Linked DNA regions of Homo sapiens: region 1 is linked to region 2. Evidence: chromatin loops called from intact Hi-C (ENCODE). Cell type or tissue: PC-3. All regions are shown on one strand. Links, peaks and the distances in the headings refer to the core of each region. The heading gives the core; the rest is flanking DNA.

Region 1 (16,064 bases), core at 4,496-12,495, 99 kb before region 2:
TACCTCTGGGATGAATATTTATGAGCCATCTTCTTTAATAATATTTTGTGGAAAACGTTCTGCTCCATAGGTTAGAATAATGAAAAAATATTAGGCGGGTGGGGGGAGTAGGGAGATGGTTAAAATAGCAGCATCATTGCTTTTACATTAAAAAATTGGTGTCTACACTGTACTTATCGTGATAAATGATGCTGTGCCTTTTCCACTCCTTTCCTCTCCTAGCATTACCTTCTTGGAAGTTCAGGGTAAGGGGCAATTTCTGAAGTACTTCATCCTGGAAATTTTTGAGTGTCCAGCACAATAAAATTAGGAAAAATTTCCAAGGAAGGCCAATTTAATATTGTATACCTAATCACTTGCATCAGGACTCAATAGCTTTAGATGAATCAGAATGTACCAAAAACAAAACAGACAGAAAAAGGATTTGACCATCTGTCATTTCGGAACTTTGATATCATATAATGTGAATGAGGAAATGTTATACTGATCCATCAAAATTGTTTACCCTTTTCAAGCAATTCATGGATTTTCTCAAAATTCACATGCAGCTTTTAACACTTCTATCTTTTGTTTTTCCTTAGACAAATCTTGGTATTTTGTTAGGGTGTGGTATTTGTTACAGCACAGCATATTGAACCCTACAGACTGTACCCCTGTATTATGAATTCACTTCTACTACATCAAGTAGCCATATAAATGGTTATATTAGACATTTCTTCAGCATTGAACTAACTTTATTTGTTCATGGATTAAATATTTATTGGAAAACCACTCTTAACCTCTCTACCCTTGTAACCCAGTTCCAACTCATTCTGCTCACCACACAACAGCCAGTAAGTAGAGAGACAAGGAGTTGGAACAAGGAAGGTGACTTTAGTTCAAAGAGCCAGAAAACTGAGAAGATGGTGGACTAGCGTCCTAAAGTACCATCTTTGGTCAGTACTCATTTCAGACTCTTTATGTTAAGGGTGGTGGGAAGAGGAGGAGTTGGGATCAAGAGGTGACTGACAACTGCAGACATTTGAGTGCCAACAAGGGTCTGAGGAGGTTGGAAACTTCTTTGTCTTTGTCTTTAGCCAAGTCACAATGTTCCTATAAATCTTTAACAAAACATAGTTGCTTACATACTCTCTCTTTAATCCCAGAGTACAAATACAAAATGGCTATTTTTGTATTTTATCTGTGTGCCCAAATTAGCCTAGCCTATGTGCAGGAACAGGAAAAGGCCCCTTAAACAAAAATGGGGTCAGTTATGTTCTTTTAGTGTTTCACTGTTACACACTTCCAACTTTTTCTCTTTTCTTTTTTTTTTTTTTGAGACAGAGTGACTCTGTCGCCCAGGCTGGAGTGCAGTGGCACTGTGTCGGCTCACTGCAACCTCCGTCTCCTGGGTTCAAGTGATCCTCCTGCCTCAACCTCCTGAGTAGCTAGGATTACAGGCACGCACCACCATGCCTGGCTAATTTTTGTATTTTTAGTGGAGATGGGGTTTCACCATGTTGACCAGGCTGGTCTCAAACTCCTGACCTCAGGCAATCTGCCTGCCTCGGCCTCCCAAAGTACTGGGATTACAGGCATGAGCCACCGTATCCAGCCCTTCAACTTGTTTTTTTACCAGTAATGCACTCTATTTTGAAAACTTATCAACAGTTTTAGCTTTAGGCGATATTCATAAGGTAGATGGGTGGCATTAATGGCCCCAATTTTTTATGCACAAAATTATTTAGAACAGTGTATAAAATTACCCTGAGGCTATGTGTATACAGTGTAATGACACATAAATATATTTTGTGTTTGGACTTGGATCCCATCCCCAAGATATCTTATTATGTATATGCAGATATTCCAAAATCTAAAAACAACCGAAATCTGAAACACTTCTGGTCCCAAGCATTTTGGATAAGGAACACTCAAGCTGTAGCAGCAAACTGGACACGAGTGGAGGCACATTTTTGTTTCTTCACTTTAAGTCTCTGACACTGCCGTGAGAGCACATGAGAAGGCTGGCCTGCTGGCGGGTATGCGCGACTTGCAGAGAGTGGAGTTATCTCGTTCATTTTACCAGCTGACAATAGATGTGTGAGCCTGCAGCTGAGATCAGCCATGCCTTTCCCAGAGCCGTGGGAACACCCAGCCAACCTATAACCATATGAGAAATAGGAAATGGATGTTGATTTGAGCCACTGAGTTTTGATATTTTTTGTTATGTGGCCATAACTAACTGATACAGCCAAGCTCTGGGAACAGGAAGATGATAAAACAGTCTCATTTCAAAGTCCCAGAGACTGCAGCTTTCAAAAGCCACTGGAATCACCTACAGGCACGGAACATGGTTTTCTCAGGGAGTGATTCCAGCTGCTAAGCCTCATGTTTGATGTCTCAGGTTTCTTTTTATTTGTAACCTTCTGAGTGTCTGCTGTTCACTTCCTCTAAGCTGGACTGCTGATGATTTCAACTAACTTTGTCATTTGACAAACACCTCCTCCTCCTCATCCTCCTCCCCCTCCTTCTTCTTCCTCCTCCTCCTACTCCTTCTTCTTCTTTCTTCTTTGACTTTCTCCCTCCCCCTCCCTGTCTTTTCATTTTTTTGGTTTGCTTCTAAACCTTCTCTCTTTTTCCTTTGGGCTCCCTGGTCACTCAAATGACCTCCTGCCACAGTCTTGGATGCTAATATTAAGTAGCTGCTTTCGGACTGGTCTGTTTGAGTTATGGGTCCTAAAATTGCAGATAAACGGGGAATTACTTTACCACATTACTTTGTCCAATTGCATAAAATATGGGACACAGATTTTTTAAATGCAATAGTCTAGCAATGGAAATATATGGTATTGAGTAGTTAGACTGATTTTAAAGCAAAATTCTTAAAAGAAAAATATAGGAGCATATATTAGGTATTAATAAGAGGAATGTATTTAAATATATTTCGAATAATTTAAAAGTATATTATGCTAAATAATATATGCTGAAATAAAATTCAGCAAAGTAAAAATATTTTCTAAGGCTTGGAAGTCTATTAAGCTAAACGTCTGCCAATCTTATGTCCCAGCAATTACACTCTAAGAGTAATGAGTGTAAGCCAGACATGGTGATACACACCTGCAGTCCAAGCTACTTGGGAGGCTGACAATATAATTCAAGGCTATGCCTCCTCTTTAATCCCAGAGTACAAAGTAGTGTTCTATGATCGCACCCAAGAATAGCTACCACACCCCAGCGTGCAATACGTAACGAGACCCCATCTTAAAAAAGAAGAAGAAAAAAGAAAAAAAGAAATGAGTGTATTGTGTATGTGTTCATCAAAAAGCATGTTCTTTATTCATAATAATAAAAAGCTAGAAACAAATCAGATGTGTACCAATAGGAGGATGCATTGATGAAATGTAGTATATTCACAGGGTAGAACACATGAAAGTACTTACCTTATGATTCCACATACATGAAGATCAAGGAAAGGCAATGCTAATCTTGAAGGAAGTCAGAGTAGTGGTCCTCTCTGAAAAAACCTTCCAGGATGATGGTGATGGTCTATGCAAGTGGTTCTCGAAGTGTGTATCAAGGATCCCTTGGCAAGCCATTGTGTCCCCCAAGAGACTGTCAGAGGGTCTGTGTAGTCCTCTTGTTTCCAAATCCGTCTCTGTGGGAGGCCAGATTTCTTCATATACTGCAGTGAAAATGACATATCACAACAGACCGAATGAAGAAAAAGACATTAGAACTCAGATGACTTCTGTAAAGCCATACGTTAAAGACATTTGCAACAATGTAAAACAATGCCACTCCTCCCACCAACTTTTAGAAAATACAGTTATGTTTCACAAAAAAGTTATTGTAATAGTACAATATTGGTTATATATTAACAAGTGACAGTTTTGTTATTTTTATTGAATTGAGAAATATTTTGAAATTCCTGTTTCAAATTTTTAACATAGTAATGCTTACAGATATAATTCACATAAACAAACTCTGAGTTTTTTAAAAATATTAAGAGTGTTAAGGAATCCCTGAGGCCAAAGATTTTGAGAACTGCTGGTCTATAACTTACGCTGCGTGGAGGTTACATGGGTGTTTATACAGGTAAACATTGATCAGGGAATCAGGGAATACACCTAAGATTTGTGTCTTCCATTGCATGTATAATTCTCAATTAAACCCATGTTTTAAAAATATAGCAATAGATATATGTTCATGGTATAAAGAGAATGGGGGGAATGAAATATAATTTAGTATACAAAAATACATATACACATTCAGAAGACCAATAGGGATGATGCCAAAATAACAAAGTTTACTTCTGAAGCCTGTTGCCTAGTGGAAACCATCGAAGAGGCATAATTACTCAGAAGAGTTTTGAGCATAAAATTAATTCAGCAGGCTTTGCTGCTCCACAAGGAAACTATTCTACTCCTCTCAAAAGCCTGTGCTGAGTGAGGGAGGCAGAGTTGGATGTGGAATAGACTCTCTTTATTCTTCCCTTCTAGCATTTTCCATGCCAACTCTCCAAGTCTGCAACAGAAAATGATTTGAAACAATACAAGAGTAACTTAAGAGAGAGCCTCTCACAAGGGACAGGAAATGACACACCCGAGAAAAATAGCAGAAATATCCACTTAGGAAAGGTGGCAGCTGTCAGATTAAAGAGAACCCAGATGATGAATTTGGCATAAATTCTCCCAAGGGGATCTGCAGTAACATTAAATGATAGTGCAAAGCAAAATGGAAATGGGTGCAACTGGGATCAGCTGAGATAGATGAAACTTTCTACTTGTAGAAGTCAGTGTGGCAATTAACAGTCTAATTTGGGATCCCACTGACTACAGCTTAGATCCTAACTCCGCTATTCACTAACTGCGGACTTCAGGCATCCTACTTAATGCCGCAGAATTGGAGCTTTCCATCTGTAGAATGGATGTAATGCCACCTACCTCATGGTGCTGCTGTGAGAATCAAGTTAGCTTTTGAATCATTTAATACATACAGTTCCAGGCATATCCTAAGTGTTCAAAGAGTGGTATTTTGAAGATCATTTGTGGCTGTGTTTACCTTTTTAGCTGAGAACTCCTCTTCATCTTAATACATACTCTATAGAAACTCTTTTAGGAATTTTAAAATAATATCATGTCATTATTTTTGCATGATATATAAAGGTATGATTTTAAATATTTGGAAAAATGTATTAGATTGATATACTTTTAATAATTGGTTAGCAAAGTTCATTTCAATAAGATGTTTAATAGAGTAATATTCATTAGATACCTCTGAAGAGACAAATTCCAACTTTTTCAGTATACCAAGCTTTAAAGGAAGATAATACATTTTATTTATTCATTTATCAGTTAATAGATATTTGGGTTGTTTCTGATTTGGGGCTATTATGAATAATGTTGCTATGAACATTCACATACAAGTTTCTGTGTGGATGTATGTTTTCTTTTCTCTTGGGTATATACCTAGGAGTAGAATTGCTGGGTCACATGGTAACTCTACGTTTAACTCTTTGAAGAACTGCCAGACTGTCTCCCAAAGTGGCTGCGTCATTTCACACTTCCACCAGCAGTGTATGAAGATTCTGAGTTCTCTACATCTTTGTCAATACTTATTACCTTTTTTATTATAGTCATCCTAGTGTGTGTGTCGTTGGTATCTTATTATGGTTTCGACTTTCACTTCCCTGATCCTTAATGGTATTAAGCATCTTTTCATGTGCTTATTGGCAAGTTGTATATCTTTTTTTGTAGAAATATATATCTCAGAACCTTTGCTCATTTTAAATTGTGTTGTCTTTTTATTACTGAGTTGTAGGAGTTCTTTACACATTTTAGATACTAGTCCTTTTTCAGATATATAATTTGCAAAATTTTTCTCTCATTCTGTGGGTTGCCTTTTCACCTTCTTCATGGTGTCTTTTGAAACACAAAAATTTAAATTTTGATGAAGTTCAATTTGTCTATTTTTCTCTTTTGTTGCTTGTGCTCTTGGTGTCATATTTAAGAAACCATTGCTTCATCCATGGTCACTGAGATTTATGCCTGCTTTCTTTTAAGAGTTGTATAGTTTAATCTCTTACATGTAGGTCTTTGATCCGTTATGAATTCTTTTTATATCTACTGTAAGGGTGAATGCCATTCTTTTGTATATGGATAGCTAGTTGTCCCAGAACCATTTGTTTTTGTTTTTGTTTTTACATAAGTTCTAGAGATCTACCGAGCCTCTGTTGAAAAAACTTTTTCTCAATCAAATTGTCTTGGCATCCTTGTCAAATATCAATGGATTACAAATGTGGAGGTAAACTCACTGTTAAACTCCCATCATGTCCATTGGCATTGCTTAAGATGTGGATGACCTTCACCTAGCCAAATCCCATGTGTCTCTTCTACATGCTCATCAAAACCTCTCTGCAATGTTTGACACAGTCAACCATTGCCCCATTCTTGAAACACTCGCTTGTCTTTGTCTTCATGACCTCAAACTATGTGGAGGCACAAACTTCCCATGCTCCAGTCCCACCTTATCTAACAAAATGCTTTCTTTTCTTCCTTTCACGAGAAAAGATGGATCTCAGGAATCTTTTGTCTATGATGCTTCCATCCCATGACACCCTTCCAAATTCTTCCCTACTCACAATGGAATGCAGAATTTATGACCCAGACCACGTCTGTTAGCCATTAGTTCTAGACTTTTGTCTTTTACACACTTATTCTTATCACCTCATGTAGATTGCAAGTTCACATTGTATTCCTCTTCTATTACTGCATAACAAATGACCACAGAGTTACTGCAAACCCACTTACTATCTCACAATTCTGTAGGTCAAAGGTCTGGGCACAGTGTGGCTGGATTCTCTGCTCAGAATCTCACAGGACTAAAGTGAAGCGTCAGCTAGGCTGTGTTCTCATCTGAGGCTCAGGATTCACTTCCAGGTTCAAGTAGTTATTTTCAGAATTCAGTTATTCGCAGTTATATGATTCAAATCCGCACTCCCATGCTGGCTGTTGGTTGATCAAGGATAGTTCTCAGCTCCTAGAAGCTGCCTAGTTCCTTGTCACAAGGCCGTATATATAGGTCCTCTTTACAACATGACAGCCTACCCATTCAAAGCCAGCAGCAGAATCTCTTTTAGCATTCCTCTTTCAGGAAGGATCTAGCAGTTCCTTTTAAGGACCCACTTGATTAGGTCACCCCTACCAGGATAATCTCCCTTTTGATTACCTCAAAGTCAACTGGTTTGACTTATTATATCTGCTAAATTAATTACATCTGCAAAATTCCCCCATTTCAGGTAATGCAACCTAATCAAGGAAGTTAAATTTATCAGATTCACGGTTCTGCCCATGCTTCATGGGAAGGGGTTATTCAGAGTACATGTACAAGGAGATGAGAGTATTGGGGGCCGTCTTAGATTTCTGCCTAAACACCACATGCACGCACACACACACACACACACACACACGCGCACACACACACACACTCATAGCACAGACTCCGAATGTTAAAGTTAAATCTAACATGTTTATAGCATTTAGTGAGCTCTCTCATTTAATTTTCATGTTACAGGCAAATGGAGAACCTTATCACCATTGTACAAATGTTGAATCTGAGGTCACAAAGCAACACCATGGAGATTAAAAAACAGAACCCATTTATTCTCCTGGGTCCAAATTTCTGTTCTCTGTAGAACCACCACACTGTCATAGAGATCATCACATCCTATTCTTAAAAACCATGAACACAAAACCACCTGACAGTTTACAATGAACAAAGAGCATTTGTCAAAGGCACAATGTCATTTCATTGTCATGGCAACCTATTAGTACAGTTTTTATCATTTCTGCTTCAAATGAGGAAATGAGTGAGTGAGCCCCTCAGTACAGCACTTAGCACAGTAAAGAACAAATAATACAGCCTGACCAACATGGTGAAACCCCGTCTCTACTTAAAAAAAAAAAAAAAAAAAATTAGCAGCTCATGGTGGTGGGCGACTGTAATCCTAGCTACTCAGGAGGCTGAGGCAGGAGAATCGCTTGACCCCTGGAAGCGGAGGTTGCAGTGAGCCAAGATCATGCTATTGCACTCCAGCTTGGGTGACAGAGTGAAACTCGGTCTCAAAATAAAATAAAATAAAATAAATGAACAAATAATAAACTCCCTGCTTTTGGTGCTGTTATAAATTAATTTATGGATACCATCATACAAGGTGCTGTGAGGAAAATGCAAAGAAACATGATCCCTGCACTAGAAGGATTTATTTGTTGATAATACCTCAGGATTTGATAAATCCCATGCATTCCCAATATTAATTAGATTTGGTTTAAAGAATGCCAATCAAAAAGGGAGTTCAGCAGGGTAATAAAATCTAAACAGAACTTTGCTTTTGAAAGTCTAGTCTACGAGTCAGGAAACTATATATTCCACTGGCCAAATCTGGTCTCTCACCCGTTTTTATATGGCTCATGAGATAAGAATGGGTTTTATGTTTCTGTGGTTGGAAAAATGTTAAAAGAAAAATATTTGGTGATTCATAAAAATTATATGAAATTCAAATTTCAGTGTCCATAAAAAAATTGTACTGGAACACTGACATGCTCATCCACTTAAATATGACCTCTAGTTGCATTTGCGTTATGACAACAGGGTCAAAGATTTCTAACAAAGACCATATGACCTGCAACGTCTAAAATGTTTGCTCTCTGGCCCTTTGCAAGGAAAGTTTGCCAGCCTTCAGTCTAGCCCATTTACCCTAGAGTAGAGAAGAGGGGAGGGATGGGGGTGCAGAGGCAGAGTGGCAGGAACCCAACTCTAGCTTTCGGGGAGGAGAAGCAACAAAGTCTCCTTGGAGCCCTCAAAGACACAGGGTTTCTGAAGTCCAGGGCCAGGAAGTGGCAGAACCTTAGATGGTTCTGCTGCCTGACTGATTCCAAGCCTTGGTTTCTGCTGCTTTTGGAACCTTTGCAGACAAAGAGAGCTGCCAAGAATGAAGGCTTCCTTGGGCCCGGCACGCTTGCCCTTGCTGGGTTGGACAGGAGACAATGGCTACAGTGACCTCTGGGACTGAGGAGTGGGCACCTCCCCCACTCCCCAGGTGTTTAAAAGCCGTAGTGTGATTGTGTGGTTCTGAAGAAGAAGACAAATGGTGCGGGATGTCACAGTGTGTGTTCTGCAAAAAGTAGAGCCTCGGACAAAAATTTGAGTGCAAGTATTTTATCTGGAGGTGATCCCAGGAAATAGAATGAGGGTTTGGGGGATGGAAGTAAAACAATAAAGGAATAATTACGGAGAATGTTACCTCTGTGGGCGATGGGCACAATCCCCCTAGATATTCGGCAGGATGGTGTAGCACACACCTCAGAATTGTCCCACCAGGGTGGAGACAAGGGGTATTTATCCATCAGCATTCCCTTCTCTTTGGATGGGAGTTTTTCTTGAGGGTAGTGACTCCCTAGTAGCTAGCTCCAGCCAGCCCCTCATGGGCCAAGCAAGCTCCTGGAGCCAGAGAAGCCCTCAGGGAGAGAGCTGCATGTGCCAGAGGCAGGAAGTCTTAGGCATGAATGAGATAGTACTAAAGCTATGGGAGGTTGAGGAGACAAGGGAATATGAGTGGGGCACCAAAAGTGTCTACTGCAGTGGGCTCCCCTTCAACTTTGGAGAGTTAGCAGCATTGGGAGAGAACATTCAAAGTAGACTTACTTTGTTTAAAAAAATGATACTTCCAGCTGCTGGAGTGTGCCCGATGTTCATATATGTGCCTTAACTTTCCTGTTAGATGGCAGACTCCTCAATGTTATGCAAAAAGACACATCCTGAAATTTTCTTAGTGGATTATTTGATAAGGAAAAAATATTAAGAGTTATTTGCTTCCTCTTTTCTTTTTCTCTGGCTATCCTCCGGTATGGACGTTATTCGCAAGAAATAGAAACAACAAAAGTCCCGAATAATCTAAAATAAGGTACTCTTGAATTATCAAAATTAACTATCAAAGTCAGTGAGAACTAACCAGCTCTGCATTATTATTTCCCATCTTAGATATTCTAGCCATTAGGACAGAAAACATGAAAGACACAAATACCGTAATGTGTGCTATATTTTAGTAACAATAAAACCTCTAAAGATATGACTGCATTGTGGGCTTTGTTTAATGATTAACAACAAAAAAAAGGATGGTGCATTTCCAGTTGAAACTGAATCCAGCCAGCTTTCCAGATTTCAAAGGCTTTATAATGGAAGAAACAGCCCATAAGTGGGTCACAAACAATCTTGTCCATTAATCATCCCAAGTCTAGCAGATATGCATGCCGGGTGCCAAGAAAATCATGAGACTCTGTCTCAAAGACAGTGTGCCTTTCTAAATTTTCTTCTTAATGTAAAAGTCTAATATTTGGGTTCAGTGATATTTTGCATTTGTATGAGAAAATGGACCCCACTCTAAGAGCAAGGATAAAGCAACACACCCAACTTTCAAGAGGCAAGAAGGATCCTTGGTAATCAGAGTCTCAGGTTTATACATCCAGCAATGACCTCCCTGTTGATGCTCAAATACTCAAAGCTGCCGTTGGAAATTTAATGGGCATTTCAAACTTAAGTTATTCAAATTAGAATTCCTGGGTTTCTTGCCTGCTCCTTCCCAGCCTCAGGTTAAAACTCTCAGGATTATCTTCGATTAATGGCTTTCTCTTGTCCCTTTGGTATAATCGATAAGTATTATCAGCTCCTCCTCCAGCATATTTCTGAAATGGAATCACTTCTCAACACTACTGAGATAACCACCCTGGTTGTAACCAATGTCATCTCTTGCTTTGACCACTCTAACAGCTTCCTGGTTTCATTTGCATCCACTCTTGAGCTCGTGCAATCCTCTCTGCACGCAGTAGAAGAGTGATCTTCTTAAAGTATAAATCAGACTGATTGTGCAGGTCATCTGCTTAAAATCCCATAATACTTCCCTCTCCACTAAAAATAAAGGCCAAACTCCTTTCCTAAGCCTATAAACCTTCATGTGATTCTGCCCTTTATTCCAGTTATCTATTGTTGCATAACAAACTATCCCAAAACTGAGTGCTTGAAGCAACAACAATTCATTATTTCTCATGGTGCTCTAGGTTGGCTGACCTCAGCTGGCTAGTTCTTCTGCTCCACTTGGTATTGACTGGGGTCGCTTGTATGGCTGTGCTTGGTTGGGAACCCAGCTGGGGCTGAAATGTCCAACATGGTTTTCCTGACACATCTGGTGCCCCAGTTGGGATGTCTGCCTGGGCTGCTCGCTCCCTCTCCACATATCTCTCCACATTTAGTGGTCAAGTTCAAGTTTCTTTACCTGGACGCTGAATCTCAAGAGAGCAACAAAGGAAACTGCCAGAATCAATTCTTAAAGCCTAGGCCATGATATTCCATTGGTCTATGCCATTGGTCAAATTAAGTCATAAGGTCAGCCCAGACTCACAGACTCAAAGGGGAGGGAAGATAGGTCCACCTCTTGATTGGAAGAAGGATATTAATATACAAGAATGGGAGAGATTTTGGGCAGCCATTTTGGAAATAACCTTCCATACCTACCTGCCTCTCCAATCTAGTTTCATATCAATCTACCCCAGTCACACTGTGCATCTTTGTCATTCCAAAAGGTGCTGAGATAGCAAGTACTAGTGTTCCCCACAATATCCTTCCACCCATCATCTTCCAGAATAGAACTGGATCTCAGCTAGGTTCATGGCTTCCCAGAGTAAATACTACATTTCCTAGGCTCCCTTGAAGCCAGGTATGAACATATGACCATATGATTCCATTCTGAGCAATGGAACGTCAGGAGAAGTGTCCAGTGGAAGTGTTGGCGAACCTTCCTTAGAATACAGCAGTGGCCTCTCCATTAACCTCTTCCTCCTGTGCCCTGTGCTCTTCTATGCTGGTTGGACCTACGGGGACATGGAGAATGAATGTCTTGCCACGCCGAAGAAGCCTCAGTCTCTGAGCCCACATGATGGCCAACTAGCCCTGGAACAATGATCCCAGGATGTTTCTTTGAAGGAAATAGACTGCTAACGTGTTTAAGCTACAGTTAGAAGGTGTTTTTCATCTTTCACAGCCACTTAATCCTTACTGCTGGGCATCTGCAGTGGAGGGAACAGCAAGAGCAAAGGGCCAGGGGCTGGAGAGCATCCAGAATGGGAGCAGAGCCAAGGGGCTGAGTGATTGCAGAAGAGGCAAGGGTGGCCAAATCATGTAAAGCCTGGTAGGCCTGGCTTTTCCATCTGGATGAAATGGGAAACAATTACAGAGTTTCGAGGAAGGCATGACAAAGCCTTACCTACACTGTAGAATCACTCTTGATCCCATGTGCAGAACTGGCCATGGCAGCACCATGGCAGAAGCAGAGGCTGATTAGGAGGTACTTATCTAGATGACAGAGAGTAGTGGCATAGACCAGGGAGAGGGCAATGAAGATGGTGAGGAGTGGTCAGATCATGTGTCTAGTTTGAAGGGAGAGATGCCAGGATTTGCTGATAGATTGGATGGGATGTGGGCTATGATGGAATGGGAGGAGTCAGTGTTGGTCTAGAAAGTTTTGGTTTGAGTAACTCCCAGCTACTTGGGAGGATTGCTTAAGCCCAGCAGTTCAAGGTTACAATGAGCTATGACCACGCAACTGCACTCCAGCCTGGGTGACAGAGCAAGACCGTGTCTCTAAAAGAGCCCTTTGCTCTTGCTGCTCCTCCAATAGAAATGCCCAGCAGTAAGGATTAAGTGGCTGTGAAAGATGAAAAACACCTTCTAACTGTAGCTTAAACATGTTAGCATTCTATTTCCTTCGAAGAATCTGGGATCATTGTTCCAGGGCTGGTTGGCCATCCTGTGGGCTCAGAGACTGAGGCTTCTTCAGCCTGGCAAGACACTCATTCTCCATGTCCCCGTAGGTCCATTATAGTTAGCGGTAGCTAACTTTAATGGAGTAGTTTGACAAGGAGCAGGGTTTTTTTTGCAAGGGTGAGGCATTAGGAGTTTGGTTTTGAACTTTGTATTAGCCAGAATTCTGGAGAAACAGAACCAATAGAATGTGGAAAGAGAAAGAGAGAGGTTTATTTTAAGAAACTGGCTCACACAGTTATGGAGGCTGGCAATTTCAAAATCGGCAGGAAAGCAGTAGGCTGGAGACCCAGGGAAGAGTTGACTTTACAGCTTGAGTCTGAAGGCAGCCTGGAGAAGATTCCCCACTTTCTCAGAGGACCTCAATCTTTTCTCTTACAGTTTTCAATTGATTGGATAAGGCCAACCCATACTACGGAGGGTAATCTACTTTATTCAAAGGCTACTGATTTAAATATTAATCATATCTCATACCTTCACAGCAATATCGAACCTAGTGTTTGACCAAACCTCTGAGCACCATAACCTACCCAAGCTGACAGATAAAATTAACCATTAAGGCTGGGCACAGCAGCTCACACCTGTAATCCCAGTGCTCTGGGAGGCTGAGGAAGGAGGATCTCTTGAGCCTAGGAGTTTCGAGACCAGTCTGGGTAACACAGTGAGACCCTGTCTGTAAATTATTTTTAAGGTTGCATTTAACTGGTTGTGGTGGTGTGTGTCTGTAGACCCAGATATTTGTGAGGATTGCCTAAGCCCAGTAGCTCAAGGTTACAATGAGCTATGACCATGTGTCTGCACTCCAGCCTGAGTGTCAGAGCAAGACCCTGTCTCTAAAAAGAAAAAACCCCATTGTGGACATGTTTAGTTATAAACGGCTTTATATAACCCAGTATAGATGTTGAGTAGGCATTTGGCAAACATTTGAGATCATGAACATATGCATTTTGTTTAAAGAAACAAAACTGAATGATACAGTCAACTGAGTGAGTGTAGAGCATATAATCTTCCAGATCCTCCCACTTTTTTTTCTGTATTCTGACTGTCCTGTGACCTGGCCAGCTTCATGTTTAATCCCTGAAGCCTTAAATTCAAGCTGGGGCCTTCAACATTTCCACGCACTGGTAAACTTGTTTGCATTGTTGCCCAAAACTCTAAAAGGTCAAACATGTTGTTAAACACATAGAAACTAGCCCCTGCTCTGAGCCAAATTCCTTAAACTTCCAGATAAACTTCATAACCCAACCCCTTCACTGGAGACATACCTGGGTAAAACATCTCCTGTATCACTGTCCCTCACAAGGAAGCTGCAGCACCCTGTCTATATAAATTCATCTAAGAAACTCGTTGGACAATCAACCTGGTGTTTAGCGCTTCTTTGGAATCCCCACTGGCCCCATCTCAGAACACTCTGAAGCAGTCCCTAGTGGGAACTCTCCTGCCACCACTTTTGAGGCAACTCTAGCTGCAGATTCAGCCAGATGGAACAGTAGGAAGAGACAAGAAGATGTTTGAGGATTAGCATTTCCATCTTAAGAGTTAGCACAAGCCAGGCATGGTGGCTCACAACTGTAATCCTAGCACTTTGGGAAGCCAAGGTGGGAGGATCGCTTGAGCCCAGGAGTTTGAGATCAGTCTGGCCAACATAGGAAGACCCTGTATCTACAAAAATAAAACAAAACAAAAAACTACTAGCCAGGTGTGGTGGCACATGCCTGTACTCCCCGCTACTTGGGAGGCTGAGATGGGAGGATCACTTGAGCCTGTGAGGTGAAGGCTGCAGTGAGCTGTAATTGCACCATTGCACTCCAGCTTGGGTAACAGAGAAAGCCCTGTCTCAAAAAAAAAAAAAAAAAAAAAAAAAAGTAATCACAAGCGAGGAAGAGTCGCCAAGGAAACTGTGAGGAAACCAGTGACTCATGAGAAATGCAAGAGAGTGAACTGTTCTGGAAGCCAATGAGCAAAGGGCCTTGATAAAGAAATAATCAACTGTCAAATTTGGCTAAGTCAAGTACGACCTGAGAATTTATCATTAAATTTGGCATCTTGGAAACCTGAAAAACCTCATGTATCAGTTTAGGTTGAACCCATGGAGAAGCAAAACCAGTAGAAGATACCTGTTAAGAGATTTACTGCATGGAACTGGCTTATGTGATTATGGGGGAATAAGTGGATAAGTCCAAATTCCATAGGCATTAGGAAGGACAGGCTGGGACTCTCAGGCTTCTGTTCACAGGCAGATTGTTTTTTTCTCCAGAGAATCCTCAGCTCTGCTCTTAAGAACTTCAGCTGATTGGATGAGGTCCACCAGTTTATCTAAAATATCTCCCTTGCTTAAAGTCAATTGATAATAGACTTTAATAACAGCTGCAAAATATCTTCACAGCAGCACCTAAATTACTGTTTGAATAAAATTTCCTAACCAAGTTGACACATCAAAGACCATCACACCTCAACAAGACCAACTTGGGTGGGTCCCAGTTGAAGTGGGCTCAAGAGAATGGGAAGAAAACATGGAGATAGTGCTTGTAGACAGTCATTTCAAAGAGCCATGCTATGAAAAGAAGCAGAGAAATGAATCGGTGACTGGAAGGTAATTGGATCATGGTTTAAATGGCTGAGGTAGAATTTAAGAGAAGACCATTAGTAGGGAGGAGCTTGAGGGACTGGAATTGGTGAGATTAGAAAGCCACAGCTATGGATAGTGAAACCACCAAGAGGAGGAAGAGGAGGAGGAACATTACAGAGAGTGATCTTGAGTCGATAGCTAACATATTCAGAGAATGAGGCGTCACTCATTGTTGGGATGGGAGTAACAGTACATGGTTGCATGAGAAAGAGTAGTGGAGTTACAGTCCGATAACATCAGATATGAAGCTGAGAGAGAAGGGGCTGTCTTGGGGGGAAAAATAAGACAGTAGTCTGGGAGAACAACAATGAAGATTAAAGGAGACACACACCCTTCAGACACAGTGGCACTAAAGTTTGGGAGTTTACAGCTCCCTCTTGAAAGGGCTGCACGGAAAGCAGTGTCCCTTCATAGAATATCCTGATCTGAGTTAGAGCAAGCAAGGGAGGGGTATTTGCAGAGAAGAAGTTGCAGATTTCAGGAATTTTGCTGATGACTGTTCATGAGTTCCAGAAGATAAGTGGGGTGGGAGATGACATTCTTATGGGGGGTTTCAGAGCTGTATAAGGAGGAGCTGAGGGCCTGG
Region 2 (16,064 bases), core at 3,798-11,797:
TAGAAATTAAGATTTGGTTCCAGGAATACTCATTGCTACTGGGTGTCATTGCCAGGCCTCAGCAAACAGAGCTCCGAAATAATATGTTTGTAGACTAACTCATGAACACACTCACACACCTATAATTATATCCATCCATCTGTATCTATATTAACCTAAACATAAATCCACATTAATGTCTCTGAATCTAATCAAGTACCACATAATTCATTCTTGCCATTTCCTTACCTGTAACTTCCTCTGCAACAGTAAAAAACATGGGCCCCACCATCTGCCAGTCATTTGCCTATTCAGTGCTAGTATAACTGTTCAGCAGTTTCAGATTAACTCACTCTACCATGAGAAACAACTTTGTCAACTCAAGTACCATGTTTAAGTCCAGTTCTTTAAAATTCCTTTACACTTATAGTTTGCATTCAAAGCACTGTTTCCAAAGTTCCTTAAGTTAGTGTCTTTTTTCCTGCACCCCCTTCAATGAGGTTATGTTATAAATGTATAGCTGTTGGATTCTTTGGTCACATTCTGCATTCTATCCCAGGATCCTCTGATCTTCTGGTTTATTTTTTGTTGTTTTTTGAAACTACGTACATTAATTAACTCTTTGTGCTGCAAAGCTCTATGGGTATTGACAAGTGCAAAGCATCATGTATTCACTGTTAGAGTGCCATACAAATTAGTGCCACCAGCTGCAAAAATATCTCCTGAGTTTCCTCTAGTCAAACATTACCCTCTCCCCAAACCCTTGATATCACTGATCTGTTTTCTGTCCTTATTGTTTTGTCTATTCCAGAATATCATATGGATGGAATCATACAGTCTGGAGCCTTTCAGCTTGACTTCTTTCACTGAGCATAATATAGTCAGTGTTCATAAACTAATATCCTAGTCTTTTTTTTGCCTATTCCTTTTTTATTCCATAGTGTGGAATTCATTATATGGAATGTAGTCATTGTTGAGGGTGGTGCATAAATTGATGGATTGATTGCCAAAGTAGGGGATGCTCTGTTGGAGCCTCCCTTAGAGAAAGAAAGAATCATGTATATAACCTGGGACCTTTCCTCAGAGGAACAACATCCATCCTCACCCCACAGATTAACTTGGGAGAAACAATAACTGTGAAGAGTAAAAGATGAGCAGCCTTGGCAGAGGAAAGATGAAACAGCTATAACTCAGCCTTAAAAATATCAAGTCTCTTTCAGCAGCTTCCTATTTCATTTCAGTTGTATCTTCCCTGTTTACCACTTATTTTATTTTATTTTATTTTATTTTTTGAGAAAGAGTCTTGCTCTGTCACCCAAGCTGGAGTGTAGTGGCATGATCTTGGCTCACTACAACCTCCGCCTCCCGGGTTCAAGTAATTCTCCTGCCTCAGCCTCCCCAGTAGCTGGGATTACAGGCACTCACCACCACGCCTGGCTAGTTTTTGTATTTTTAGTAGAGACAGGGTTTCACCATGTTGGTCAGGCTGGTCTCAAACTCCTGACCTCGTGATCCACCCGCCTTGGCCTCCCAAAGTGCTGGGATTACAGGCGTGAGCCACAGCGCCTGGCCTTGTTTACCACTTCTCTATTTCCTCAGGGTGGCCTTCAAGCCCTCTTAGACATCTGTTCTGCTTCCTTCTATGGATTTAAACTTCTGGCCTCCTTTCCTATTCAATAATGTCTTGCACTGTTTTTTAAAAGAAAACAGAAACAGTTTGTTTGTATCACAGTGTATCAACTAAAAGTTTTTCCTTTTGGACAGAAATTATACTCTTGCACATTTTCTACTCCCTCTCTTTATGAACAATAGGCAGGTTACTCAAACAAAATGTCATCAGGAATTCATGGTTCCTCCAAAAGAGCTTCCTGGTGTGTTTAATCCCAGGCATTTGTGTTGACAGATGTGCCACATGGGTAATGAGTGTAAGGCACACCAAGGTCTTAAAGGGCCCTTCTGAATCACTGGATCTACTCGGATAATCCTTTAGCAAAAATCTTATCTTATCCAGACTTTCTCTGAACTTGATAAACAATGCTTAACTATATTAGATTTTTTTCATATTCAATGTTACCTTTAGCTCTATATCCTAGAAAAATATTATTTCTTTAAATTCTATCCATCTTAAACAATATTCCAATTATTCTTTCTTGCCTGCCCCCCATGCCTTCCCATCTCTGAATACACAAAATATTCAGTCTGCTACCATGGAATCACTTCCAGCATCTTAATTTTGGAAAGAGTCTAGGTCACCTCTTCTTTTTACTGAGTAAAACCTGAAACCTGGAGTTGACTTTGCCAACAATATTTAACAAACAGGGGATTTGAACCCAAGTCTCCTTTCTCCCAGTCTAGGTCTCTTTCTATGGTATGCTTTAGACTCTTTTAGGCTAAACAAAATATTACCAGTAAGCAATGCAACGTTGGTGTGTGACATCACAACCCAGCAAATTGGCCATTGGTCATTGTGGTGCATATTTCTATCGTGCGCTCCACTCTCAGAAATTAGTTGCTGAATGTACGGAATATGGATAATTCTAGATTCCAATTTCAATTTCAGTGCACACTTGCTATGTGATTTAATTTCATTCTTTATTTCATTACCTGTTCTCTTATTTGTAATAGGGATATTATCACTTGATGGTATTTAGTGATCCCCTTCCCCCTAGAATTGTAGCTGCAGATAGAAGGAGGTGCTAGAGAACAGTTTTAAAACATCCTAATGCCCTCAACGAAAACACTGCCTTCAGTGGACGGAAATTTGTAAATATGATATGAATTAAGAACATTTCTACACATTCATCAATGAAGGCTAAGAAAAGCATGAAGATTATTTAAAAAATGATCAGAGAAAAGCAAGCTAAAAGTCTAGGGAAAGTTTCTGGAAGAAAAGAACTATGAAGCACATCTAGGAGGAAGCAATAGATGTAACTAGAGAGAGAGAAAAAAGAGATAATCACCAGCTCATCATTTACTGGACAACTGAGGCTCAGAGGTGATCTGTATGCCTTCAGATGCTACCATCTTTGGGGTCAGGATGGAAATTGTGAATACAGAAGAAAGGCTCTCTGCTCATATCAAATTGGTATCCCAATTATTTGTTTGGAATTTATGTCCAAAAAACCTATTAGTTCATCTTCACAAATTAACAAATGTCTGTGATGGGGGGTAGACTGTTAGTGTTAGAAATTCACCACTAGGACACAGGTAATTTAGAAGGAAAAAAAATCATTCCCTGTGTGATTCCTTTGAGATAAGAGCATTATTGAACACCTCCTTTGGAAGTTACAGGTCCCTTAAATCTCCCTATTTTTACACTAAAACCCTTCCAATTTGATTAATGAGTTGATTGGGTAGACTTTAAACTAACACTTCATTTTTGAGAAATACTGAAATAATAAAATTTACATGTCAAAAAGAGGCATCTATTTATCCTAAAATATCTATAGATGGATAAAAAACAGAACTATAGTATCTATGTGTCTAGGCCTATACTACCTATCAATATTTTTAGATTACTAAGAACAACATAATGAAGGCCTATTAAATAGAGCTTTTTCAGTCATTAATCGTGCTATAAATATCTTATATTTAGGAAATTAATAAACAAAAGGAATCAATACAATTTCATAGGGATTTTTTGTCTCCCAAGTGTGTTCATTAACATTTCTATAGGAGATTAGAGGGTCACTATTTCATCATGTGAATTAATGTGTGGCCTCAGAACTGGGGACCTGCTCTTTCTGTGCACTTGTCACCAGGTATCCCGAGAAAAATATTAATACTGCTATAAGCTAAATGCTATTTAGAAGAAATGACAAAGACTGCCAATTGATAAGAAACATTGTTTAAAAATGTAGTATTTATTATCATTATTTTGTATCTTAGGCTTATAGCACTTATGAGATAGGTAATATTAAGTGTTATCAAACCTTTTTAAGTCACTGTCTCTTAATCCATAAAACATTGAGACTAGATCCTTACCTCACAGAGTTAATGTGATTATTTAATACAGTAATATGTGTAAAAAACTTGGCATGATTCCTGACGTATACAAAGTACTTATAAGTGCTAGTTACTTAACTATTGGCCAGGGCGGGGTGGCGGGCTGCAGTGGTAAATTTTACTTTTAAATTAGGTTGATAATAAATGAAGAAGAAAGGAAGCTACAAACAACACCTAGAAGAAATAAATCTAGCTTCATATGGTGGGAAAAAAGGGATAATTGATGTGGGAGACTTTAAAGTACTATTAGTAACTTTAGATACAAAATACATATTTCTTGAATTTAAACAGATGTATCTCAAATTAATTACAATTGTTACATAAATATTCCTTCTGAGATCTAAAAAGCGGAATACTTTCAAATTAACAATCAGCATTCTATAGTTATTCTTCTTAAAAACGTAATGTATGAGTCAGAAAAATTAACCAAGTTAGACTTTCAAGATTTAAATGGAAAGATAGGTATAGAAAAGAAAAGTTGATAGAAATACAGTAAAATTTTGATAGTGGCTGTCATCTCAGGGTGGGAAGACTAGGGGTGATTTATATTTCAGTCCAGTGCTTCTCAAACTTTAAAGTGCACACAAATCACCCAAGTATCTTGTTAAAGGGAGACTGTGATTCAGTAGGTCTGGGTGGGGCCTGGGATGCTAGAGTTCCAAAAAGCTCTCAGGTGATGAGGATGATGGTCGGAGGGTTACACTGTGTATACAATGGGGTTAATGCATTTTCTAGATCTTCTACAATCAGGGTTACCTTTATAACAAAAAAGTTAGACTGAGGTATGCTTTTCTGTATAAGAAGAGTCAGCATTATATGTATATACATACATATATATAAGTTGTATTAAATATGCATTTTATTAACTATCTATAATATAGTGTTAAATGTACTATATGTATTGTATTCTATATATACATACATAGCGCTAAGTACGTTTACACTATATATACACATTGGGAATTACATGTTCATTTTCTCATTCCCTTTGAAGATGAAACATTTCTCCAGCTTAACCAAAACGATGACTTCCATTTATTTCACCATTTTGGTACACCTGCTTCTTTAGCACCATGCTCTTACTATAAGGCTAGAAGCCTTAGAGTTATTGATGAACAAAATCCGAACACTACAAAAGATATGATGTGGTTACAAACATTTAGAAAGAAGAAATTTTAATCACCCAATAGTAAAAAAATGAAAGAAAAATCTAAAAGCCAACCAACCAACCAAACAAAAGGGCAAAGAAACTAAGGCATGTCCTAAGACAGTCTTTTCTTGGATTTCATTTCCATGGTTAGCATTTGAAAATGTTTGTTGATGGTATAAATGTATCACACTTTAAATAAAGCACACACTCTTCCGTTTCAATGAAAACTATTAGCTCAGTGTTAATAAGCAGGGGGTTGCAAAATGTAAATGTTTGTTAAAAACAAATTAGTGCCCCACCCAAAAAAGTATAAGAAAAGAAGACCTGTTAAATCAGAACCAAGGCAGTATTTGTTTTGCTGATACAGGTTTCACTTTATAGAATCATAAGTGGCAAAGCAGTAATAATGAAAATCCAAACATGCAGAGTTTTCCAACACGGTTTAACCAGGCTTCCAAACAGAAGAACCACTAATTATTATTGTCCGTCTCTGGTGTTCATTAAAGCAAAATTGTGCACTTTTATAGAGATCAATAATACAATAACTGCAAGAGGATTGGTGGATTTTATGCCATGGAACCTCCAGGCATTAAAAATCAATGCAACCCAATCTATTTGAGTTTGAAGCCATGGTGCTCATTGTCTTTCCATTGTACCCTGGACCAGCTCAGCATCTATTCAGGCTCCCAGTGACAGTGGCCATATTTCATAGTGCTCCTTCCATGGGCTGTTGGCTGGTGATAAGCTATAATGGATCTGTCTGTGAAAACAGCTGTCTCCCCTTGTTCCCCGAAAAGAGATGAAAAAGTGCCTCTGCCCTCACAGACTGTATTAACCTTGACAATAATGAAGTGTGTAATTAACAGCTTTGCCCTAATAGGACCTCACATCTCTTTTTCAAAAGCAGTATCTTCTGTGTGCCTCAAACGTGTTTCATTTTGTCTTTCAGGTAAATATAGCTCAGGAGGTTAATAAGCTAAATATTTCCACAACTGAAGTATAAACAAAGATTCTCTCAGAACTTATGTACTTTTAAACTGTCTATCTAAATTCTTACCCTGTTGGTAAAGAACTGTCTTCCTTGTTTTTATTAAGGCAGGTAGCTGGAAACATCAGGTAACATAGTCACAACAAACAGATTTGATCTACTTAGATCCTTATAGGAAGAAACGGTAACTCTTGTTTGGATTTTGTAATATCATTAGATATTTTCAATAAATATTTTCACTCGCTATTACCAATAGATATTTTATCTATTTTCTTTCAGTTCTCTACATATACCTTTTATTTGGTAACAACAGTGGTTGGGGCTAATTGGGTGAACATTTGAGCATTGCATATCCCTGGAAAACAAGATAATTCAGGCAACATATTTCAGAGTGGAGGTAGTGGTAAGGGATTCTAACCAGAAAATCCCTCTTTAACAAATTATGTAATAATCTTAATCACATGGAATCCAAAAAGCCAATTTCTGTTTTTTTGTTTGTTTGTTTTGAGATGGAGTTTCACCTTTGTTGCCCAGGCTGGAGTGCAATGGTGTGATCTCTGTTCACTGCAACCTCTGCCTCCCGGGTTCAAGCGATTCTCATGCCTCAGCCTCCCAAGTAGCTGGGATTACAGATATGCACCACCATGACCAGTTAGTTTTGTATTTTTAGTGGAGATGGGGTTTCACCATGTTGGCTAGGCTGGTCTCAGCAAACTTAGGTTACTCATAAAGGTAAGGCATCTGTCTCTTTCTATTCTAAGACTTAAAAACATTTCATCTTTAAAAATCAAGATGCTTTAATATATTACAAATTTTTTTTTTTGAAGACAAGGTCTTGCTCTGTCTTCCAGGCTGGAGTATAGTGGTGCAATCATAGCTCACTATAGCTTCAAACTCCTGGGCTCAAGTTATTCTGGGTAGCTAGGAATACAGGCATGTGCCAAAATGCCTGGCTAATTAAAAAAAAAATGTAGAGAGGAGGTCTCATTATGTTGCCCAGGGTGGTCTCAAACTCCTGGCCTCAAGTGATCTCATGCAACAGCCTCCTGAAGTGCTGGGATTACAGGTATGAGCCACCAGGACTGGCCAAGAATTGTTTTTAATGTGCTACTAGGAAATGTAAAATTAAATACGTGGCTTGCATTTTACTTGTATTGAGCAGAACTGATCTAGAGCAGAAGTCAGGAAGCCATGTGACTCATGGGCCAAATCTGGCCCTCTGCCTGTTTTTGTAAATATTTACATATGGTGAGAGTATGGCTGGATTTGTGCACCACAATGGTAGGGTTGAGTTGCAAGAGAGACTATATGGCCTGCAAGGTGTAAAATACTTACTCTCAGGCCCTTCACAGAAAAAGTTTGCTGAACCCTGATCTAGATACACAGGTCTCATCTTTGGAGGGAAAACTCTGCTAGTATTTGATTCATGGGCTGTGCCAAAAAAAAAAAAAAAAGAAATAAGCCTCCCCAAAAGCTGAATGTGGTTTCTTAGAGGGAGGGAGTCATATGGCACCACAGGCATCACTTCGTTTACTGTCTGCAGTTCTGTCACAGAGGAGGACATGAAACACAGTTCTCCCCACTCCTGAAGAAATGCAGTTTGTTGGCCAAGTCAATTGACTAGAATAAGCAACCCAAATAAACAACCCAACACTGTTCGCAAATGAGCTTTTCTGGAACAGCAATTCGAGAAGCAGACTGGCCAAGTTCTTGCTGGGTGGTAAGGTCACCTTAGGCAACAGTAGGTGTTGTGGGCATAAACAAGAATCCATCATTTCCTCCCTCATGCCCTGTCCTCCATATGATCTGAACTTTAAAGAATTTGTGAACTGACGAATAAAATGACTGCCATCAGTCCGTAAATTGGTTTAATAAGAGTTTCTAGTCACTACCATGGATTAAACACTTGCTGTGTGCCAAGATGATTAGAAGTATTTTTCCAATATATAATAATCATAATATGACTCCAAGGTATGGCATTATTACCCCTTTATAAGAAGGAAGAAAGTGAGGCTCAGAGAGGCCAAGGAATTTTCCCAGTGTCACTCAGCTAGCAGGTGGGAGGTTTGAAAGCAAGGCTCACACCTACCTGTTACAAATGCTGCCTCTCTATAGAATATGAAAACCACAACACCCTGTCAGCACCCTCAACTTCAACTCTCAGGAGTAGAAAGGATAGTCAAAACCCAGAAAGACAAGCTCCAAACCCTTTGAGATACAATGAAAGAAATGTAAGCATATTCTGTGGGGGGCAGAATATAAAATATTTCCAGAAACAAAGCTTTTTAAAGAAAGGATGTTCAAAACTCAGAATTTATGGAAATTGGGGAAAAATAAGTTGACTGGTCTTTGAAATAATTAGCCTTTAAAGCAACTTGAAAATTCTTTCTCTATAACAAAGGAAATGTTACATTGCATTTACTCAAGATTCTGACATTTAAAAATGTAATAACTAATAAAACATGTAGTCTACATATCAATTGCAACTACCTCCCCAAATCAACCAACTGATTAAATTATGCTCTAAATATTGCTAATATGCAATGCTAAGGGCCACAATGTATTGCATTCTCTTATAGTACAAGGCATATTTATTTTAAATTTAGCCAAGAAAAATTTACCTTTGCATGTCCTAAATTTAAATTTCTGTTGTTGTTGTTGTTTTACCTGACATTTCAAACAATCTTTACAAATGTGGAAATTATCTCTTGGAGGCATAATAAATGTTAAGAAACTTGTTAATCTGGAAATAAAACCAGTAGGCAGTCAAATAACATTTTAAACTATAAAGTTGGTATTGTAACTATGCACTGTAATTCATATTTCAGAAATTGACTGTTCTTAGATGCCAAGAAAAGAGTATGCCTTATGCAAAAAATAGAAGAGAAAAGTTGCAATCCAAGTCTTCCATATGTCTCAAAAGTTTGAAACTTCTAACCCCATTAAATATTAAGGTCATCACGGACATAAAGATGGAGAGAATAGACTCTAAGAACTCTAAAAGCAGGGATGGGAGATGGTGGATAAGGAATGAGGGTTGAAAAATTACCTGTTGGGTACAATGTTCAATATTTCAGTGATAGGTACACTAGAAGCAGAACCCCCACCACTATGCGTGTAATATCCATGTAACAAACAAGCACATGTACCTTAGTCAGCTTTACCAAACATTCCTTGATATTCATTACTAATTTCTCTTTGGTGATCAAAGTCAGAGTACTAGTTACCCCTAGGGGAAAGGTGCTCACTGGGATGGGGCCCAAGGGAACTTTCTGGGTGATGAAAATGTTGTATATCTTGATCTTGGTTGTGGTCACAAGAATACATACATTTGTAAAAATTTGGCATACTTTACGTTTATGATTTGTATATCTTATTACACATAAATTATTCCTTTGTCAAAATACATTGGAATTGCACCAAACCAAAAGTTTGCTTGACTTGTCCAGCAAATATGCAGCACTCTATGGGCAGCTTCTGCAAAGGTGGGACATTGGATATACTCAGAATGGGTGTTTGCCAGGCAGCTGTCATGCAAGTAGGTAGGTAGCAATGGGCACTAGAATGTGGATGAACCATGCAGTTTAAGCTGAAAGGAGATTATTAAAGGAGAGTGCTGATAAGTAAGGAGAATGCAGCAAGGTCAAAGACTGAAAGTCTAAGGGAGAGAGAACAGGTGTTGTGGGATGTGGCTGTGGGTGGGTGGCTGGTTCAGAGGGGAAGAAAATCCCATCTCTTAAACCCAATCAGAGATACAAGCCCGTAGCTGAAATATTCCAGTAACTCTTAGCAAATGCCAAAGAAATGATGCTATTCATACTATTAGGAGTTGGCAGGGCTGGGCACGGTGGCTCAAACCTGTTATCCAAGCACTTTGTGTGGCTGAGGTAGGAGGACTGCTTGAGGCCAGGACTTCCAGACCAGCCTGGGCAACATAGCTAGATCCCTTTTTTTTTCTACAAAGAAAAAAAAAATAGCTGGGCATGGTGGCAAGTGCCTGTGGTCCCAGCTATTCAAGAGGCTGAGGTCGGAGGATCCCTTGAGCCCAGGAGTTGGAGTTTGCAGTCAGGTATAATCATACCACTTTACTCCAGCCTGAGCAACAGAGTGAGACCCTGTATCAAAAGAAAAAAAAAGAGTTGGTAGGTTAGGCTCCCTTCATCCTCAATCTCTTTACCAATCCCACCAGTGGAGCCTGATGCATCTCTATGTACTAACTTGGCTTACCCAGAGACACCTGCAAGTCTATGGTGCTTTCCTTTTTATTTATTTATTTATTTAAATTTTACTTTAAGTTCTGGTATACATTTGCAGAACGTGCAGGTTTGTTACATCTAGGTTTTAAGCCCCACATGCATTAGGTATTTGTCCCAGTGCTCTCCCTCCTCTTGACCCCCACTCCCCGGACAGGCCCCGGTGTGCGATGTTCCCCTCCCTGTCTCCATTTGTTCTCATTGTTCAACTCTGTTCAACCATTGTGGAAGACAGTGTGGCGATTCCTTAAGGTGCTTTCCTTTTGCACCGCAGAAACGCTAACTCTGCAACATTTCTTTCATTTAGATAAGCTATATACAGAATCAAATCATGTCTTTTCTTTTTGCAAAATGAGACATTTATCCCAAGGATCTCTCTCTCTCTCTCTCTTTCTCTCTCTCTCTCTCTCTCCCCCTCCTTATCTAGGGGTAAGAGATGTGTTCACATTTAAAATATTTTGTTCCTTTGAAACCCAATGGAAGGTTTAAGAATGCACCTTGAGGATTTCTAATAACCTGTAGGAAAGGCTAAGGCAGTGAGAGATTCCGCTTCATCTGGCAGCTTCAATTGCAGGGGCTCCCAGCCATGCACATTGGAATCATCAGGGTGGAGGCCAGGGTCTCTTCCCAGACCAATTACATCTCTGATCATCGTTCTAGGGTTCAGTAATTTCTGAAGCTCTTCAGGGGATTCCAATGGGCAGCCAAGTTTGGGAACCATATTGCTAGAACTTCTCCTCCTGCCACTCAAAGCTTGGTCCCTAGGCCAGCAGCATCACCATCACCTGGAAGTTTGTTAGGAATGCAGAATTGCAGCCCCATCCAGATCTACTGAATCACAATCTGCATTTTAACAAAATCTCCAGGTAATTAAAATATACATTGAAGTCTGGACAGCACTGGTCAACCAAGACAACCTGCAGGTCACATTTGCAGGCTTCTAAATTAGTCTGCCTTGGGGAGGTCTTGTGATTCATGGCAACATCCTGTTCCTGAGTAAAGAATTATCTGAGTTCCTTATCTTATTGACACACTGATTAATGAGTAACCTACTGACATTGAAAAGGATGCTGATTTGTTTCTGAATTATGAAGTTTTGCTGGTTTGTATCTGAATCAGGAAATTTCACTGATTGTCTTGCACATAGATGTGTTAGCCTGTATGTTGCAATCTGTAGACAATGACAATAATCCCTGTATTGTACCCTCCAATGAAAAAGGACAACTCTGATATGGGAGTCCCTCTCCTTTCTCCCATACTTTCCTATAAAAGCATTCCAACTTGTAACAGACTTTGGATCATTCCCAACTTTGCTGGTGTGTTTTCCCAGGTCATTTCTCACATTTGACTTCCAATAAATCTTTTTAATCAACTTCTGCTTCGACAGCCCTAATTTTGGTCCACAACCATTTGCCTTTGATTTAGTCTTTACTCCTAAGGTCCCCTTTTCATGATCCAAACCATTTCAACTCAATAAGGATTTTAAAATCAGTCCATTCCCTCTGTGTATATATAAAATCATATATTTATTACGGAGAGAATTTACTGATATATATAAACACATATACACATACATTTAGATATATGTATATTTAGGTGTATTTAGATGTGTGTGTGCATATATGTACATATACACACATATACATATATATATACACATATACATATATATACACATATACATATATATAGAGAGAGAGAGAGATAGTATCAAATAAAAAAAATCTAGCCCCTAAACTTCAGATTAATAGGGTCATTCTTTCATTTAATAGAAAAAGAAACAGCAATTCAAAACAGAAAAGGAAAAATGATTGATTCACAACACCAAGGGCACCTCTGGACATTATGCTCCTAGAATGCATTCTGTGACTGAATGATGGAGCGTATTTATCCCATGTGTTTATCCAAGAGGGCAAGTTTAAGTCCAGAATGCAGGACTCTGAAAAGAGTTTACTGAATAATCCCATTGATTCCCTCAATGATACTAACAGAACAGCACAAACCCTTGTACCAACAAAGAGAGATGATCCACTTCTTTCCTCTCTAAGCTGCCTTGCCAAATTGAAGCTCCTCTTCTCTAAGTTATATCTCAGATAAAGCTTAGTTATATCTTAGATAAAGCAAAACACACACATCAGAAGAGACTCAAACAACATTATCTTTCCTGTTTCCAAAATTGTATTCTATCAGTTGTTTTCACATAAAGACCACAGATTTAACAAAAACATAAAATCCAGGGGTTCTTTAACAAGAAACATAAAATCCAGGGGTGTTTTGGCCCAGGAATGTTCTTGAAGACATCGTTCGCTACTTCATTAAGTGTCCCCCTAGAAAGGCCTCCTGACACACTTATTTACAAATTAGAGTTAGAAAGCTTGGCTTTCCTAGAGGAAATTCTGCTTTTCCCACTCCCCTTTTCTGTTGATAGAAATCTTGTAACTGTTTCAAATGGACTCCCCAGAGGCTTGAAAAAAATCAAATTTATAGCTTAACTATTGATTTTGTTCATGTGTAAGGCCTGTAGTCTACTTGCATTCCCTTCTGTCTCTTCTTCCTTCCATAATTTACGTGTTTCTTGGCCTTCACTGTTGAACTATGTAATTTGCCACACCTTTATTACATGGAATTTCATTGTACATTAATGCTATTCCACTTGGGAAACAAAGTTGATTTTTAAAAAATTCCTCTCAATGACCACTTCTGGTCTTTAATTTCCTCCCTTATGAAAATGTATTTAAGTAGTCCTCAGCAATTTTAAAATCCCTTGATCTTACATCTGACCCAGGATGCTGGAGCAGGTCAATCAACTAGGGTCTTCTGAAGGCTGTTTACTCTTTAGGAAAATACTACCCCACTGCACAGACAGAAAACTATATAAAAAGCTGCCAATGTCTTCAGCATCTTAGAAATAGACTACAGAGGCCAGGCACGGAGGCTCACGCCTGTAATCCCAGCACTTTGGGAGGCCGAGGCGGGCGGATCACAAGGTCAGGAGATCAAGACCATCCTGGCTAACACAGTGAAACCCCGTCTCTACTAAAAATACAAAAAATTAGCCGGGCGTGGTGGTGGGCGCCTATAGTCCCAGCTACTCGGGAGGCTGAGACAGGAGAATGGTGTGAACCCAGGAGGCGGAGCTTGCAGTGAGCTGAGATAGCACTACTGCACTCCAGCCTGGGCGACAGAGCGAGACTCCGTCTCAAAAAAAAAAAAAAAAAAAAAAAAAGACTACAGAGAAGTCGTGGCTTGAGGAGCTTTTAAAAATCCTTTAGCCCAGACTGCACCCAAGAGCAAATACTTAATAAATAAGAATCTCTGGGGTAAAGACCAGGCAGTGGTAGTTTTAAACCTCTCCCAGGCAATTCCTAGTATTTGAGGTTGAAAACCCGTGTCCTAATGCAGTGCGTATTAAACCCTACTTGGCACATAAATGCCCCAGGTATCTCCTTAAACAGCAGACTCCAAGGGAGCAGGTCTGGCATAAGGCTCAATATTCTGAATTTCTAACAAGCTCTTAGGTGAGGCTAATACTGCTGGCTGCAGAGCATGCTCTTAGTTGCAAGGTCTCAAAGAATAGATTGTGTTCCCTTGGTGGCTGAACTGGGGTTTACATATTCCAGGGAAAATGAAATCAGCACCATGTCCTAGAGAGAGTGCTGGATTATAAATCTGGCAATCTGGATTCTAGTGCAAGTTCCATCTGTGGCAACTATGAAGCCTTCACCAAATCACTTTCCCTTGCTGGGGCTATGGTCCTTATCTGTACTGAGAGGGTTTCCCTGGCACCCTTCTAGCTTCAAAATTCTGTTGCTTTGAAGGCTCTCTCCATGTCTCAGCTAATCCAGATAGTTACAGCTCCTACAAAGTGCAAAGCAGCTGGCTTGATTGAAAAACAATCTGATAGGTGCTTACCTACTGGGAGAGAAAACTGTATGCATGAACTGAGGTTTGTGTATGCTTTCCTTCACTTTTAAATTCCTAAAACAAGCACTGACCCTTTATGTGAACAAATCCTAGGTTACTTACATGAGCACATCCTGTCACATGCCATTTGGTGTCCTGACACATTCTTAACAATGTCAGAACCAAACTCGAGTAGGTTGATGCAAAAGTGGTTCCAATTCTCCTCTTCTGTCTGTATGCATGTCCTTTGGAGTGTGACTCCGCACCTCCTCCCATCAGGAGATGGAGTCTGTTTCCCTTTCCCTTGACTTTGGGTTTAGCTCTGGCCAATGGAATACAGCAGAGATGATGTTGTGCCCAATCAAGTCTACGTTTCTAGAGGCTGTGCAGCTTTGAATCCTGCCTGGTTACCATGTGTACAAGTCTGTACTAGCCTGGTGAATGATGAGAGACACGAGGAACAGAGACCAGTCTTTCCAGCTGAGGCCATGCTAGGCCAGCCAGCCTCTAGCCAACTCAGAAGCTGATGCGAGTGAGCCCTGATGAGGCTAGAACCATGGGTCAAGCACAGGCCAAACTGCCAACTTGCTGAATTGTGAGGAACAATAAACAGTTTTTAAAAAAATTTATTTTAAGTTCCAGGATACATGTGGAGGACGTGCAGTTTTATTACATAGGTAAACATGTGCCATGGTGGCTTGCTGCACCTATCAATCTCTCACCTAGGTAGTAAGCCCTGCATGCATTAGCTACTTATCCTGATGCTTTCCCTCCCCCCATGACAGGCCCAGTGTGTGTTGTTCCTGGCCTATCTCCCTGTGTCCATGTTTTCTCATTGTTCAGCTCCCACTTATGAGTGAGAACATGCGGTGTTTCGTTTTGTGTTCCTGTGTTAGTTTGCTGAGGATGATGGCTTCCAGCTTCATCCATGTCCCTGCAAAGGACATGATCTCATTCCTTTTTATGGCTGTGTGGTATTCCATGGTGTATACATATCGCACTTTCTTTATCCAGTCTATCATTGATGGGTATTTGGCTTGATCCCGTGTCTTTGCTATTGCAGATAGTGCTGTAAGAAACATATACATACATGTATCTTTATAATAGAATGATTAATGTTCCTTTGGGTATATACCTAGTAATGGGATTGCTGGGTCAAATGGTATTTCTGGTTCTAGATCCTTGAGGAATCACCACACTGTCTTCCACAATGGTTGAACTAATCTACATTTCTACCAACAGTGTAAAATCATTCCTATTTCTCCACAGCCTTGCCAGGATCTGTTGTTTCTTGACTTTTTAATAATCACCATTCTGACTGGTGTGAGATGGTATCTCATTGTGGTTTTGATTTGCATTTCTCTAATGATAGTGATGTTGAGCTTTATTTCATATGCTTGTTGGCCGCATAAATGTCTTCCTTTGAGAAGTGTCTGTTCATGTTCTTTGCCCACTTTTGATGGGGCTGTATGTTTTTTTCTTTTAAATTTGAATAAATGCTTATTGTTTTAAACTCTTTTTATACTGTGGTAAAATATACATAAAATTTACCATTTTAACTATTTCTAAGTATAAAATTTGGTGGTATTCAGTCAATCCACAGTGTTGTACAACCATCACCACTATTCCTTTCTGGAACTTTTTTTAAATCATCTCACGTAGAAACTTTGTACCCATTAAACAATAATTCCCCTTCCCTCCAGCCCCTGGTAACCTCGAATCTACTTTCTGTTTCTATGACTTTGCCTATCTAGCTTCCCCATATAAGTGAAATCACACAAGACTT

Evidence for each region. A loop is a pair of places that touch in the nucleus more often than their neighbours do. Peaks named below come from ENCODE experiments on the same cell type or tissue, not always from the same donor. Only the 100,000 strongest peaks of a DNase experiment are listed, where the experiment ranks them.
Region 1: a loop joins it to region 2, with 4 times the contacts of the local background. A loop is called at or near these places in 2 of 110 quality-filtered maps.

Annotation. Positions count from the first base shown.
Region 1 is chr20:9,483,753-9,499,816 of GRCh38, forward strand. No RefSeq gene overlaps it. Among named protein-coding and RNA genes, the nearest start is that of LAMP5, 23 kb to the right of the region's middle. In PC-3, for the core only: no CTCF peak of the experiment used is centred there; a DNase peak (open chromatin) is centred at 8,489; H3K27ac peaks cover 1,039 bases.
Region 2 is chr20:9,583,060-9,599,123 of GRCh38, forward strand. All of the region lies in intron 3 of PAK5 (p21 (RAC1) activated kinase 5), which reads right to left. All of the region lies in intron 2 of LOC105372523 (a long non-coding RNA gene), which reads left to right. Among named protein-coding and RNA genes, the nearest start is that of LAMP5-AS1, 76 kb to the left of the region's middle. In PC-3, for the core only: no CTCF peak of the experiment used is centred there; DNase peaks (open chromatin) are centred at 7,342, 9,442 and 11,412; H3K27ac peaks cover 2,302 bases.